2 separate regions of the Homo sapiens genome follow, and region 2 is linked to region 1. A link is a loop called in an ENCODE intact Hi-C map of the cell type or tissue named here. Cell type or tissue: heart left ventricle. All regions are shown on one strand. Links, peaks and the distances in the headings refer to the core of each region. The heading gives the core; the rest is flanking DNA. Region 1 holds the start of LOC124900600 (a long non-coding RNA gene). Region 2 overlaps FSIP1 (fibrous sheath interacting protein 1).

The links. A loop is a pair of places that touch in the nucleus more often than their neighbours do. Peaks named below come from ENCODE experiments on the same cell type or tissue, not always from the same donor. Only the 100,000 strongest peaks of a DNase experiment are listed, where the experiment ranks them.
Region 2: a loop joins it to region 1, with 3.0 times the contacts of the local background. A loop is called at or near these places in 8 of 110 quality-filtered maps.

What each region holds. Positions count from the first base shown.
Region 1 is chr15:39,160,273-39,168,623 of GRCh38, forward strand. All of the region lies in intron 1 of LOC105370777 (a long non-coding RNA gene), which reads right to left. LOC124900600 (a long non-coding RNA gene) reads left to right here and starts at 7,330. Exons shown (of 3, transcript XR_932142.3): 1 at 7,330-7,560. In heart left ventricle, for the core only: no CTCF peak of the experiment used is centred there; no DNase peak of the experiment used is centred there; H3K27ac peaks cover 3,000 bases.
Region 2 is chr15:39,670,088-39,678,438 of GRCh38, forward strand. The region is part of intron 10 of FSIP1 (fibrous sheath interacting protein 1); the gene reads right to left. Among named protein-coding and RNA genes, the nearest start is that of THBS1-IT1, 88 kb to the left of the region's middle. In heart left ventricle, for the core only: no CTCF peak of the experiment used is centred there; no DNase peak of the experiment used is centred there.

The DNA.
Region 1 (8,351 bases), core at 128-8,127:
CTTTGTTAAGGAATATGTGGAGATGGAAATTTTCATGCAATGCTCATAAAGTATAAATTGACACAATTTTTCTGGGAAGCAACTTGGCAAAATAAAACAGCCTTAAAAGTGATCAAATTATTTGTTCCAGTATTCCTCTACTAGAAATTTATCCTAAAGAAATAGTTATAATAGAAAATACACAAAACACCTTAACTGCCTAATTGTATTGGAATGATTAAATTAATGTACATTAACAAGATGAAATAGTATTAAGTAATATCTTTGAGGATATATTCACAGCATTAAGTGAAAAAGCATGAATACAATTTTATGTACAGCATGTCCTCAATATATTTACATGCACACAAATACACACAAATGGATATATTAGACAAAACATTGGGAAGAAATATGCCAGAGTAGTTAAAGTGGTTATTTCAGGGTGGAAGAGAAGAATAATTTTTACTTATACTTTTCTGTGTTTTCCAGTTGCTTATATTGAGCATGTTACTCAATTTTACCAGATATGCATTTATAATTGCAATAGTGATAAATATTCTGTAAACTTGAAACAGCATAGAAATGTATGAAATAAAAGACATCTCCCCACTCATTCTCCTGATCTCTGCTTACTAGCAAGAAAAATACAGTTTATATTTCCAAACTATTTATGTGTATATATATATACATATATACATGATATACACATATATATACATTTATACAATAATTTTATAAAAACATAATACTGAGCATATTGCTCTACAATTTATTTTATATTAACCAAAATTCCTTGGACATCTTTTTATGTTGTTATATAGGAATACATCAGTTTTTATAGACTTTAATTTTTAGAGCAGTTTTAGATTCACAGAGAAATTGAGCAAAAAGTACAGAGTTCCCATATTTCCCTGCCCCCACATACACATGGCCTCCCCCACTATCAACATTTCACATCAGCATGGTGCATTTTTTACAACTGATGTACCTACACTGGCACATCATTATCACCCAAAGTCCATAATTTACATTCTTGGTATTATACATTTCATGAGTTCACTCTTGGGTGTTGTACATTCTGTGGGTTTCGACAAGCATAATGGCATGTGTGCTGTGTTCTGTATCATATTATAGTATTATATGGAATAGTTTCAGTGTCCTAAAATTTCTCTGTGCTTTGCCTATTCATCCCTCCCACCTAACCACTGGCAACCATTAATATTTTTACTGTCTCTATAGTTTTCCTTATTTAGAATGTCATATAGTTGAAATTATATAGTATATAGACTTTTCAGATTGGCTTATTTTATTTACTAATATGCATTTAAGATTCTTCCATGTCTTTTCATAGCTTGATGGAATGTTCCATGTTCATTTGAGAAAAATGTATATTCTTCTGCTGTTGGGTGGACTATTCTGTATATGTTGTTAGGTTTAGTTAGTCTGTAGACTTTTTCAAGTCCTTTATTTCCTTATTAATCCTCACTGGGGTTGTTGTAGCCACTATTGAAAGTGGAGTACTGAAATCTCTTAGTATTATTGTGCTTCAGTCCATTTCTCCCTTCAATTGTGTCAAAGTTTCATTCATATATTTTAGAGCTTTGAGATTTGGTGCATAAATATTTATAACTATTGTATTTTCTTGGTAAATTGACCTTTTTAATCATTATATAATGACCTTATTTGTCTCTTGCACCAGGTTTTGATTTAAAGTCTGTTTTGTCTGGGTTAGTGTAGCCACTCCTGCTCTCTTTTGGTTATCATTTACATAGAACATCTTTTTCCATTCTTATACTTTCAACCCATGTGTGTCCTCAGATCTAAAGTGGGTCTCTTTTTGACAGTACATAGTTGGATCCTTTTTAAAAAACAAATTCATTCAACCAACCTATGTCTTTTGATTGGGAAATTTCATCCATTTACATTTAAAGTACCCATAAGGATTATTTATTGCCATTTTGTTTATTGTTTTATCTTGTAGCTTTCTTGTCCATCTTTTTCTCTTCCTTCCTTCCTTCATGTTTTGTTGATTTTTTTAGTGATATCCTTTGATTCCCTTTCTATTTCTATTTATGTATACTCTATGGATATTTTCTTTGTGACTACCATTGAAAATATATAAAATATCTTAAAGTTACAGCATTCTATTTAAAACTAATAACTTCAATCACATATTAAAACTCTACTTCTTTACAGTTCTAATCTCCCATTTTATGTCACTGATGTCACAAATTACATCTCTAAATATAATAGACCCATCAACATGGATTTATAGGGTTTTTTGTATTTTGTTAAGTTCTGTGTACCAAAAATTACAATAGTACAGGTTTCTATATTTTTCCATGTATTTACCTTTGCCAGAGAACCTTGTATTTTTGTATGGCTTCATGTAGATATCTACTATTCTTTCATTTGAACTTGAAGGATTCTATTTAGCATTTTCTGTAGAGCAGGTCTAGTAGTAAAGAACTCTCACATTTTACCTGAGAAAGTATTAGTTTTTTACATTTTAAAAGATAGTTTTGCTAGATATAATACCCTTGGTTGACAGGTTTTTTTTTCTTTCTATACTTTGAATATATCACCCCATTCTCTTCCATTCTACAAAGTTTCTGCTGAGGAATCCACTGATAAGCAAATGGAAATCCCTTTACATGAGATGAATCACTTTTCTCTTTCTGCTTTTCAAAAACAAGATTTTCTCTTTGTCTTTGACTTTGCATAGTTTGCTTATAATGTTTCTCAGTGTGGTTCTCTTTGGATTTATCCTAGCTGTAGTTTTTAAGCTTCATGAGTCTGTATGTCCATTTCTTTCCTCAGATATGGAAAGTTTTCAAACATTATTTGTTTAAATAGGCTCTCTTCCTCTTTCTCTCTACTCCTTCAGAGTTTCCCATAATGTGTATGTTGATACCCTTAATAGTGTCTCAACAGTCGCTTAAGCGATCTTCACTTTTCTCCATTCTTTTTTCTGTTTGCTCCTCTGACTCAATGATTTCAAATGACCTCTTTTCATGTTTGCTGATTTTTTCATCTGCCTTATCAAGTCTGCTGTTGAGCCATTCCAGTAAAATTTCTAGTTTAGTTATTGTATTTTCCGGTTACAGAATTTCTATTTGGTTCTTTATAATTTCTGTCTCTGTTGATGCTCTTATTTTGTTCAGGCATTGTTTTCCCGACTTTGCTTAGTTTTCTGACTGTGTTCTCTTTTAGCCCACTGAGTATTTTTTATGATAGTTATTTTAAATTCTTTATCAGGCAGGTGATAGATTTATACGTTTTTTGAGGTTGGTTTCTTGAATTTTATTTTGTTCCATTGAGTGGGCCATGTGTTTTTTGCTTCTTTATATGCCTTGTGTTTTATTTCAGGCTGCTATAACAAAATATCATAAACTGGGTTACTTATCAAGAACATAAACATATTTCTCACAGTTCTGGAGGCTGGAAGTTCAATATCATGGTGACAGCATGATCAGACTCTGGCAAGGTCCTTCTTCTAAGTTGCAGACAGCCATATAACCTCAGATGACCAGCAGAAGGCGAATTAGTTCTCTGGCTTCTTCTTATAAGGGTATCCTACTCATGATGGCTTCACCTTTATGACCTAGTTACCCCTCAATGACCCCATCTCTAAATACCATCACATTGAGGATTCAATTTTAACATACAACTTTTGGAGGAAACACAAACATCTGTCCATTATACCTTATTATTTCTTTTGCTGGGATTTAGGCATTTGGAAAAACAACCACCACTGATATTTTTTGTATGCTGGCTTTGTAAAGGGGAAGACCTTCACCCATTTGGCCCTGCTGGAGGTTCCAGGACTTCTCAAACCTTTTCTGACCTTTTGCTCCTTCTGATAACTGTGGAACTGCAGCTTTAATATGGGCTCATCTCTTTTCATCTGCTTTCAAACCCTGGCACTGATCCCATCATCAATGCTCTGGATTAGGCAAGACAGAAACTAGTCCCTCAAGCAGCCCCCAGATGAGCCAGAAAGTTGGATGTATGATCCACCTTTTACATGTGTCCTGAGGGAGGGATCCTGATATGGAAAGTTTTCTCCTAGTAGCTCTCTACTATGCTGCATAGGGGAAGGGGCACAAATGCTGAAGATTTTTCTGTTTTTTTCACTGGAATCCTGTCTTGCTTTTACAATGGCTGGGTGTTGTAGCATCTTAACCGGTCTCTGTAGTTCTCACAGCGGTATTCTGGTTCATATATTTTTGTTAACTCAGTTTCTCTGTGGGGAAGAGAGAGCCTGTAGCTTCATAGCCCACCATCTTACTGATGTCACTCCTTACGTCTTTTTAGTGCTGAATAGTATTTCATTGCCTGGATATACAACAGTTTATTTATCCATTCACCTACTGAAGAATATCTTGGTTGCTTTCAAGTTTTAGCAATAATGAATAAAACTGCTATGAACTCCTGCGAACAAATTTTCTTATGAACATAAACTTTCAACTCGTTTAGGTAAATATCAATAATTGCAATTCCTGGATCATATGGTAACATTGTTTAGTTTTGTAGTAAACTGTCCAACTGTCTTCCACAGTGTCTGTGGCATTTTGCATGTCTACTAGCAGTGAATGAGGTTTCCAGTCCTCCACATCTTCACCAGCAGTTGGTGTTGTAAGCGTTTTGAATTTTGGCCATTCTGTGTACGATAATCCTTCATTGTTTTTTCATGCTGCAATTACCTAATAGCACATGGTGTTGAGCATCTTTTTATATGCTATTTTCTATCTACATATCTTCTTTGGTGAAGTGTCTGTTTTTTCTTATTTCTTTCTCACCCCATTCCCACTTCTGAGAAATTCTGATGTCATGTGATAGTTTCCTTTTGATGATTACTCACATACAAATGAGGTAAATTCTTAGTGGGCTATTTAATTCAGATTTATATAGGCATGTGGCTGTGGCTCTATTGCATACAAAAAAAATTTTTTAATGACATGTGATGTGTGTATGAGTGAATATTTTTAGCCATTAGTTCTCTCAGTGAACTGAGAACTGCCCTGCAGAATTACTCATAATGCAGTACATTCTCCTTCTCTTACGGTCTCACAAACTGCTTCCTCCAAAATGGCTTTTCTTTATAAATCCCTGTTTTGTCACACTGTCATATTTTTTAGATTGCCTACCAAAAAAAATAATAATCCAGGGAGGCACAGTGAACCAACTCATACACTGCTTTCCCACTGTGTCAAGCAAGTTGTTCTCCTCAGGCTGTGCCACTGGAAGGAGAATTGGGCTCTGCTTTCTCTGAGATCTGCAGCTACACGCATGTTCCATATCTTTCCCACTTCCCTGTTGCCTATTATAACTTTGGGCAGCCTTTCCTTCTATTTTGTGGTTCTGAGTTTCAAAAGTCTGTTAGTTTAATCAAAACTGGAGTTTGTGTGTCTGGGTCTTGTACCTCTGTTGCATTTGGGTGATTTCTGGGAGATGAGAAAAATGTCTAATGTTATCTGGCCATTTTAAACCCAGATCCTAATTGCTTCTCAGCCTTTGGGCTAGGATCTGTTCTTGTCAGTTTAAAACTAGACTTCAGTGGCTTTTCAAAAATTCTGTAGCCACTTGGATTTCTTTTCTTGTTAATTACTTAATTATCCATTCACATCCTTTTTAACCTTTTGGGGTATTCCTTTAGTAGTCAGCAAAACAATTTGAAAATTAACAAAATATTTTCTCAAAGGAGGGTGGTAGTGACCATGATGTGAGTAGCATTCAGAGCTGATAGGAAGAGGCAGCCTTCAGTCCAATGGGACTGTCTCTGACTCTTCCTATTGGAGTCCATTGCCCAAGAGGTCTTAATTCCTAAGAACTCCCTGGGCTCATTGCTGGGCCTGGCTTATCATCTTGTTATTTTGGGTGCCACTACTAGAAGGATATTGAGAGAGTTGAGGAATAGGAAAGATAACCTTTCCTGAGTGATGTGAAAAATTCTTTCATATCTGTTTTCTTCTCTTTGCTGTCTTCCCATCATCAGCAGAACTGTCTAGGGCCATTTGCTTTGTCATAAGACTTTTGAGAAAATAACTGAATAAAATTTTTCTAATTTGGAATGAGTTGAAGTTTACATACACTTAGGGCCACAGTTTATCTCTTTCTTCTTTCATTTATTTAGCATATAGAAAGGCAAAGCAAATCAAGTCAAAATACAAATTGTTCCTAACTCATATGTGCACAGGTATCAATGAGCTGATGTGTATATGAAATGATAACACTTTTTTTACATATAACTTCCAAGTCATTTGAGCTAAAAATAAATCTACCATTGACCCCAAGCAGGAAGTTAGACATATGAAAAATTGCTCTGTACCTCTACATAGGTGCATTCTTCAAGCAAACATGGAATTGGATACAACTTTCCTCTTGATCAGTACAAATTAGGGAGAAGATATCATTTAAATATTGTGTATTATCTAAAACTCTCTGACTATATAACCTCAGATAGATTACATAAGACAGAACTAGTTACAGGGCTGTTATTTTTCCCTACTACCAAAACATCGTTAATCACAGAAGCATTTCTGCTCAAACAGAAAAGCAGTATATTACAATTTTATTATTTAAAGATCTTGAAAACGGTTTGTAGACAATATTATCAGTCACCTCCAGACAGTGGGAGGAGAATGGGGGAAGAAGAATCAGATAGAGTTAGAATTCTCAAAAGTTTATAACAAATAGACTTGAATGTTTGTTCTAAATACGAGTGCCTTGTTTACACATGATTAACACAATACGAGAAGGCATTCTATAACCTAAACTAATCCAAATCCTACCTGCTTGACTAATAGTGGCAGTCATTAATTGATTTCGCAGTAGCTAGATTTTTCTTTTATCATTTCACAATCGGGTTGGCAAAAACTGAAAAGATGTAGTAATGAAAAACAGAGAAAAATACTCCCAAATGACATAAAAATGCATTTGGAAGTTGCTTGGCTTATTCAAGATAAAAGCCTTGGAAAAATTAGCCCTGGTATCATGGAAAATATTTTTGAAATTTTGGTGACTCCTTGTTCTTCGTGAAGAAAATAAATCATGGTATCAGTGGAGCAGAAAACACAAGGGAATTTTCAATGAAATGTTTTCTTTCTTTTCCACTGATGCAATATTTGAAATGGGAGCACAGGGCATATTTCTAAGCAAAGTAGTTTTCAACAAGCATAGCTCTTTTCGGTAAATCACCTGTGGTCTTATGAACAAATAATTGTAGACATCAAATTAAAAGACATGAATTTAACATACGAATTGTGGTCTTTGTAACTGATTAAATCATGTATCAGTCTTCACATGTCCTTTATTCACATTCAAAGCACTCTAATCAGAGTGAAACATTGCTTAGGTTTTGTTAGGACATTACCACACTTTGTAAATCATCATACTTTATGAAGTAATGACCTCTTTATTACCTCAGTAGGAAGGTCTGCATTCATTTATCACATGGTAAAACTGGTCTTGATCCTTGAAGAAACTAAGCAAGGAGTGAGAGCTCTGTTGTTCTGCTGATGGGGCTCAGTCTGTTCTTCCTCTTTTCCAACAATCACACTTATTTCCAGGAAAGAGGTAAAAGCCTTTGTTGGAATCACATGGATTCCAGATCAGACCGAAGTCCACAACACTTCCTTTCCCCTACCAGGGGCTACCTCTTGGTTACATTACCTGACCTATATATGTATTTTTAAGCTCTCTTCTCTTTAACTTGGTAGCATGGGAAAATTGTTCTGGTTATCACAGCTAGAAAAAGCAACCCACTGCTATGTGATAGAATTTTGATTAAGCAGAGGCTTAAGGCTGGACATGGCAGTGATTTCTATTTAAGTATTTATAAATGTTTGCTATATCTCATGAATTCCCACCTCTGGCATAAGCACTTTCCGTTTGAGGTTCCCCTTAGTGTCCTGAGTTTGTAGGACAGTTAACCTCCATGGGATTGAGTTCCCGAATTAGATATTCTGCTTTCAGAAAGTGGCCCTCAGGAATAAAACTCATGCAGCAGGATTGAAACAAACTTTGGATACAGAAGCAACAAAACTAAAAGCACTTAAGAAAATATTAGTTATAAATCAAGCAAAATTCCTACTGGTCATGTTATAATATTTAATATATCAAAATAGAACATAACAAAATGTGTGGATGCTTCAAAATTACTTATCAGAACAGCATAAAGGGATATCTTATACCTTTCCATGACTTGTTTTCATTACCCTTTCTCTGATGTCCACCAATACATGGCAAATCATTTCAAAGTATGGAAAATGAAATCAATGAATATTCAAACTGGCTATTTCAGCTATGGCAGTGAGTTAAAACCAAGGTGTATAATTTTCTTGGTTTTAAATTTTCCTTAGTATTTC
Region 2 (8,351 bases), core at 53-8,052, 510 kb after region 1:
GCTATCCAAGTGAGGATAAGTTTTAAAACATTACATGGATAGTGGTGATAACAAGTGAAATGGTCATTCTAAACCCCTAAATAATATGACCACTGAATCAGATATGCATAGAGCCCAAAAGGTCCTTTCATTCAACGTCCAGAATGTATTCATTCAAATATTATTTAGTGAGCACCAACTATGTGCCAGTCAATGTCTGGGTAGGCAGAGCTATTCCGATAGTGGTTATCTTGCTTGGTGAACAGAAACAGGAATGCAGGAAACAAATTCTGCCAAAAGATCCCTACACTTAAGAAATGGCAAAAAATATACTCCTACATATTAAAAATAAATGAAAAGAACCATATATTAGATGCAAACAAAAGATTCATGATTATTTTCTCTCTTTTGTCTTTTTCTTTTTCTTTTTTTAGAGACAGAGTCTCGCTCTGTAGCCCAGGCTGGAGTGCAGTGGTGCGATCATAGCTCACTGCAGCCTCAATATTATTTTCTTAATGGTGTCCAAAAGAATACTGAAGAAAGGTCAGCCTGGAATGTTGAACCCTACTTATTTCATAGGCAGAAACAGCTGCCAGGTTTTGGTCAACTGCTGTCTTACTAAGACTGCCAAATGGAAAGCCCAATAGGGCTGCCATGTTATACTGCATGTCATTCAAATGTTACCAATCACTTAACATTCATTGTAAATACTGAGTGTTTAGGAATGCCACAGAAATTCTGGAGAGTCACAAACTTCTAAAGGTGTCGTAAGCACTTACGCAACATTTTTATAAGCAAAATCTGAGAAGTATGATACTATTTTTCATTTTAGAATTCAGTCATATTCTTCACTAAATTCAAAACCAAACCACATATATACCACTCAGGCCAGAGGGAGGCTGAAAAAATAACACTTGACAAACTGACAGAAAAATGCTACCTCCTGCAGAGAAATAGAGGTGTTAAAACAAATCAGGTTGATTCTTGTTTTTATTAATGTGTAATCATTTACAGGACATACTTCATTTGCAAAGAAAATACTTGTTCATCAAGTTGAAAGATGAATGATAATCGCTTTTTGAGCATTTTATATTAACTGGATTAAGGTAGGGAACTAGCAGAAGGGCAAAAGGCAAAATTTAACAATTCTTCCTAAAATTTATTTGTCAATTTTTTGGTGTTCCAGAGAAGAAAATAATTTTTTTTCACGTTTTCCATCACTCCCAAACAATTTTAAACAGAAAATTTTATTATTTTATCCTTTAGTTCATTATGATGAATTAAATACTTGATAAAAGGAGAAAAGTAAACTATCTTTTTATGTTGATTTTTTTTAAAAAGAAAACCAACTGTGTGGAATGAGGGAATCAGAGACTAATTATATGAAGACTATGTTAATGTTTAATTTGGTTATATTTTAAAAAACCTGAAGGCTCCTGCAGACTGTTTTCATTCTATGCTACTACCCCACTCCTGGGCGCAACCACCAAATTTTAGTGCCACCCTCATAAATGCCAAGGGAGTAAGTTTATTTTTCCCAAGGTTCAACAGAGATCTCTTGTGCTTAGTCTGAGGGCAGTGGAGTCCTGCATTAATGCATATTTTTATTAAGCTCTCACTTTAGTTTAGCATGCAACAGATATTTTCCAAAGGTTTTTATAAACCTTCCTAGTTTTCTGACTTAAAAACCCAAAATACAGTCATGAAGCCCACGTATCTAAATATTCCTGCTCCAAAGTGAATAATGCAAAAATCTCTCAAAGTTACCATTCTCATCATTAAATCATTTTAGATTTAATTTTCAGTGCAAAATAACCAAATAGCCCCCAAAGTTTCCAGAACCTGTTGCCTCAGCAGGGAGCTAGCCTTCCCAAAGAGCACAGAGAATCCAACTAGAGTCACCTACCCACCAGGTCTCACCAGATACAGGTTCCACAAACTTTCCTGCATCCAGAAAATATAGGAAGAGATAAAGACCTGGGGGAATAGCATTTGCATAAGCAGCGGTTATGACTGTGGGTTTTGGAGTCAAGGAGACTAGCGACTACCTCCTGATTTTGCCAATTACTAATTGTATGACACTGGGCTAGTTGCTGAATCTGTCCAAGCTCAGCTTCCCTGTGTCAAGATGAAGGCGTCAAGATGAAGATCTGCTTTAGGGAATTCGGTGAGAATCCAGCAAGATGCTGAGGGTAGGGCATTCAGCACAGCGGCTGCCTTAGCAGTGCTCCATGAAGAGGCGATTGCTGTGATTACTGTCGTCCTCAACATTGTGATCAGCCCAAACACCTACATCTGTCAGCTATGCTTAGAAAGGGCTTGGCTGTGAGCAACACTATTGACTGTCTCTCCCTTCTCTCCAGGAATAGTACAGACAAGATAGAAGAGTCAGTGGTTGAGAACTAAGAGGTAAGAATATTTTGGCACTGCGGTTCTTTATAACACTTAGGAATTAAAGCAATTGGCACCTTGAGTACACTCAAGGGAAAATCAGATCAGTGGCTTGAAAGTGCATCCAGTATACTTGGAAATGCAAAAATTAATTATATTTGATGGCGATATAATAATAATAGTAATAAAGATACACTTTAACACAACAACCTCAGAGGTAATATCACACAGATTTTTCAGATAACTCACGGTAGTTATTAAAATTTCTGAAGACCACATAGCTGGTAAGGAGAAGAGCCAAAATTAGAATCTAAGTCTGTTTCATTCCAAATGTTCATAATCACTGTAATCTGTTCCAAGTGTCCTCCCAACAAGCTAGAAGCCTCATACAAAACCACTACATGATGGAATCAGATGGATGAGATGGGGTAGGATGGAAACTCATGGCATGCTCAATACAGAACTATGTGGCCTAAAAAACCAGAAGAAATGGTCAGGCCTTCTACAGAACATTCCGCACAAAGTGTCAATCTAAAATGAGGGCCATTAATCATCTGGTAATTTTAAGATCAAACAACTGAGACCACAGGATAATCACGGAACTTGTCAGTCCTAGAACGTATGGACTCTAACGCATATGTCAGTCATGACATCAAGTCTCACAACCAAAAACTGCCCAAAAGGTTTCTGAAAAAGAGAAACTTTAAGAATAACAATGAAGAACAAATACGGACATTTTTTAAAATTCTCTTTTTACTAACCTAGGAGTAAACGCAACACAGTCTCATAAAAGCAAATATCAAATTTCCTTTTTTAACTACAAAGTTAGATTAATCATAATCCTTAGTTCGTAACACATATGCTTTTTGTTTAAGAGCCAGGGTCTCACTTGGTCATCCAGGCTAGAATACAGTGACCCAATCATAGCTCACTGCAGCCTCAAACTCCTGGGCTCAAAGAATCCTCCTGCCTCAGCCTCCCAAGTAGCTGGGACCACAGGCACACGCCACCACACCTGGTTATTTTTTTTTATTTCTGGTAGAGACGAGGTCTCGCTTTGTTTGCCTAGCCTTGTCTCAGACTCCCGTCCTCAAGCAATCCTCCTGCCACAGCCTCCCAAAGCACTGGGATTACGAAGATGAGCCATTGAGCCTGGCTCGTAACACATACATTTATCTCTCCTTAATGGTCCATGCATGGCCTGCCTTTATATTTAATCATTTATATTTTATGCATGTATTTGTATGTTTTAGATAATACGATACACCCTCATGAACCCACCACCTGACACAAGAACTAGAACATTAAAAATTTACACCTATCAAGTGTTTCTCTTCAACCCACCTGCATTAACTGCTATCATGAATAATAATAATTGGCTTATTTTTCTATATATATATCATATATTTTGTATATATCTTAAAAGCATTTTTTTAGTTTTAGTTTTAATTTTAACACATTAAAAGTTTAAAGGAGAAAAAGGATGTCATATAAATAGATTCATAAAAGCATTTAATAAAATTTTATATAAATCCCTGATATAAACTTTAGTAAATTAAGTATAGAGAAGGGAACATCCTTAACCCGACCCGATTTAATTTTTTTTTTTTTTTCTGAGACAGAGTCTCGCTCTGTCGCCCAGGCTGGAGTGCAGTGGCGCGATCTCGGCTCACTGCAAGCTCCGCCTCCCGGGTTCATGCCATTCTCCTGCCTCAGCCTACCAAGTAGCTGGGACTACAGGCACCCACCACCACACCCAGCTAATTTTTTGTAGTTTTAGTAGAGACAGGGTTTCACCGTGTTAGCCAGGATGGTCTTGATCTCCTGACCTTGTGATCCGCCCGCCTCGGCCTCCCAAAGTGCTAGGATTACAGGCGTGAGCCACTGCATCCGGCCAAAATTAAGTACAATTCTAGTCAAAATCGTACATGGGTCGTTCATGGAACTTGAGAAGGTGATTTTAAAATTCACATGGTAAAACAGCCAAGATACTTTTGAAAACGAAAAGCAAGGAGGGGACCTGCACCCTATCAGATATCAGCATTTCTTACAAGGCTAAGACAATCTAACTCTGGACAGGGAGAGACATATTGACCTATGGAGTAGAAGAGGGCCCAGAAAAAAAAAAATCCCACACATATGCATAACTTTAATATATGACAGAGATGGTGAGTTTATGTGAATAAAAATGAAAACTGAACCTCCATTTTACATTACACAAAAATTAACTCCAGATGGATTAAGGACTTAAAATATCAGAAGCATATCTTTAAAATGTTTAGTGGAAAATATGTTTTAAGGACTTCTTTCTGAATCTGATAAAAAAGTATTTTTTAAAGACACAAAAGTACCCATTATAAAACAAGATACAGTATTAGTAAATTTGACTCTTTTAAAAACAAGGACATACGACCATCAAAAGTCACCTTATAAAAAGTGGAAAAAAGCTACAAACTGGGAGAGGATAGCTCCCATCTGTATAACCACCAAAAGATTAGAATCAAGAATATATAAAGAACTTCTATAATAACAAGAAAAACTCAGACAATTCAAAAAAAACTGGGCAAAAGACATGAATAGGCTTTTTTTTTAAAGGGGGGGTGGAATATATTAGACATAAGTATTTGAATAAATATTTGACCTCATTAGTGATCAGGGAAATGCACATCAATTATAAACTCACATAATTGGCAAAAATTTTTAAGTCGGATAGTAGCCAGTGTTTCAAGAGAATATGGATGAACCAGATTTCTTAAATATTGCTGGTAGGAATGTAAACTGGTACAACTACTTTGGAAGGCATTATTGCATTATCTTATAACATTCAGATACTCTATATCTGTATATATACATTCCTCTGTGCCATTCCTCTGTGAAATGCCATTCCTCTGTGAAAACTAGAGGAAATTTTGTACATGTAGAGCAGATAACATGTACAAGAATGTTTATCACAGTAGCATTCATAACGAAAATCTGAAAATAACCCAAATGTCTATTTGAGAAAATGCAGAAATAAATTTAGGTACATTCTCACTATGGAATGTTATACAGTCCTAAAAAAGGGTGCACCACTGCATACAAAAATATAGATAGATCTTGGCAGCATAATACAGACTGAAAAATTAACTCCTGAAAGATGACCAATACCAAGATACTCTTTTATCAAATATAAACTTAAATATAAAATGTAAGGATATATTAAACCAGGGATCAACGTAACAATCAAACTGAAATCCCTACCTCAATAAAAACTGATCTTAAAAGTACAAACCTCCAGAATTTCCATGGTGTCATATGCAGTCTCCTTCACTTATTTCATGTGATAAAGTTCTGCATTTCATCAAGATGAAGTGAGATGCAAATAGATAAAACCACAACTGTACAGCAGTAGATATTACACCCTCTCTCATTATTTATTAGGAATAGTTTGCCTGCTCACTTAAGAATGAATATCCTAGCGCTTTGGAAGGCTGAGGCAGGTGGATTGCCTGAGCTCAGGAGTTCGAGACCAGCCTGGGCTACACGGTGAAACCCTGTCTCTACTAAAAATACAAAAAAAAAAAAAAATAGCCGTGCGTGGCAGTGTGTGCCTGTAGTTCCAGCTACTTGAAAGGCTGAGGCAGAAGAATGGCGTGAACCCGGAAGGCGGAGGTTGCAGTGAGCCAAAATCGCGCCACTGCACTTCAGCCTGGGTGACAGAGTGAGACTCCATCTCAAAAAAAAAAAAAAAAATGAATATCATACCTCATACACTCAGTCATAAAGAGTCTTGAGAAACTAGTGGACCAGAAAAATACTAGGTGTATTATCCTGAAAAAGCACACTCTGGAAAACAGCTCAGTCACATCATTCATCTTGCCACAATACAGTGTCCATCTGTGACCATTTTTGAGTGAATAAGGTCATACATTTGCTTAAAGATAATTTTTGGGCCCAGTAAGGAAATCTCTTTAGCTCCTAAATTAGAAGCCAGAGGAGCCTGGCAGCCTTCACATGTGAGAAACCTATTGAGCAGTGAATAGAATAATTATTCCTGAAGACTGTGTGCTCTGGATATATTCCTGAAGACTGTGTGTTCACGGAGCAGCTCAGTGCTCCGTGAAAGGCACATTTGCCTTCCCAACTCTCAGAATATACTAAAAATGAGTTTTTTCCCCTCCTAAATGTCATTAGCATATTCTGATAATAAACAACTGTCTTTAATAGCCAGATATTTAGTATAGTAGTTATACATATATAGAGATGTAGCCACTCAGCCTATTGTCCTGAAAACTGGAAAATCTGCTCTTCCTGTCCTAAATATTAAGGAAGTACATAGCAGATGCTGGAGAATCTGTAAAATTAAATGTAACAGGATTACCATGAGTTTTCACTTACTATAGGTATTTAGATTCCATTCTTACATGACTTATCCACACTGATAAAGAATACGCATAAAATTAGTGTCTTTTCTGCCTTTGATAAAGAACAAAATAGTGGTAAGATAGTTTTAAACAATATGAGTTGAGTTCTTAATTAACTGTTGCAAGTGTCAGAGTAGTGTTCTATTTGTGAGTGGCAGAAAGTATCAAGACACTAGGAGAGGGCAGTTAAGGAAGCCCCCATAAAACTATGGAAATGAGAATATGGTACAAAGGTAGACAAATTCCTTGTTACAGAAATAAGGATATCGAAATGAATTAGGTTTTTTGGATCAATAATGTCAAAAACCATTACGTATGTGATTCATTAAATGCAATAACCAAAATAAAAATATTTTTCTTTTCAGAAAAGTATTCCATGATGAAATCAGTAGATTTCAAAAGAACAAACATACACATTCCAAAACCACTTGCATGTATTGACAATGTTGGTGACATATGAATTCATATGAGCTTTCTGGAGAGAACAGGCTTGAGCTTCCCCATATATGTTTCTGTCCTCCCAACTGGGCTGTGAGTTAAGAACAGGGACTGTCTTATTCCTTGTTGTATCCCAAGGGTGTGATTCAATTCTGGTGCTTAGAAAATATTTTTTGACTGAATGAATGAACTTGGTATTATATACCAAGCACTTTTAAAATTATTTTCACACCCCTTTAAACCAGTATTTCTACCCCTAGGAATTTATCTGAAGGAAATAACCAGAGACACAAAGACACATATACAGGATGTTTGTTAGAGTATTATATCTAATAGCACAAAATCTAAATGTTCAATCACAGAGAAATGATAAAATGTCATAAATCACACAAGGAACGTAGTACTAGGCAGTTATTTAAAAGTGTGTTTACGACCGGGCGTGGTGGCCCAGCACTTTGGGAGGCCGAGGCAGGCAGATCACGAGGTCAAGAGATGGAGACCATCCTGGCCAACATGGTGAAACCCCGTCGCTACTAAAAATACAAAAATTGGCTGGGTGTGGTGGTGTATGCCTGTAGTCCCAGTTACTCGGGAGGCTGAGGCAGGAGAATCACTTGAACCAGGGAGTTGGAGGTTGCCGTGAGCCAAGATCGCACCACTGCACTACAGCCTAGTGACAGAGCGAGAATTCGTCTCAAAAAAAAAAAAAAGTCTGTTTACGAAGTATAATTATTGACAAGGAAAATTTTCATAATGTAACATAATATGTCCAGTATATTTAATACATATATACACCTAGATTCTAATGTATTATATACATATGCATGAGTATATTTATATCTGTAGGAAAAAAAGTGTGAAAATACACCAAATTGTTAACATATTTTGCTAATAAATAGAACTTAGCTGATATACTTTAAAATTTACAAAAGTAACTAAAATTTTATTAAAAATGAAATATAAATAATTTTAATTAATAAACATACTCCATTTGCGTATGTGCTCTATCTAGAAACTATCCGACAACCACAAAAAAGCATTTGATATTTAGTCTTATAATTCAGAAATGAGACCTTCATAAGGAAAAGGAAAATACACAAATATGGTTTAACCACCACAAGAGCAACTCCACCAAAATGA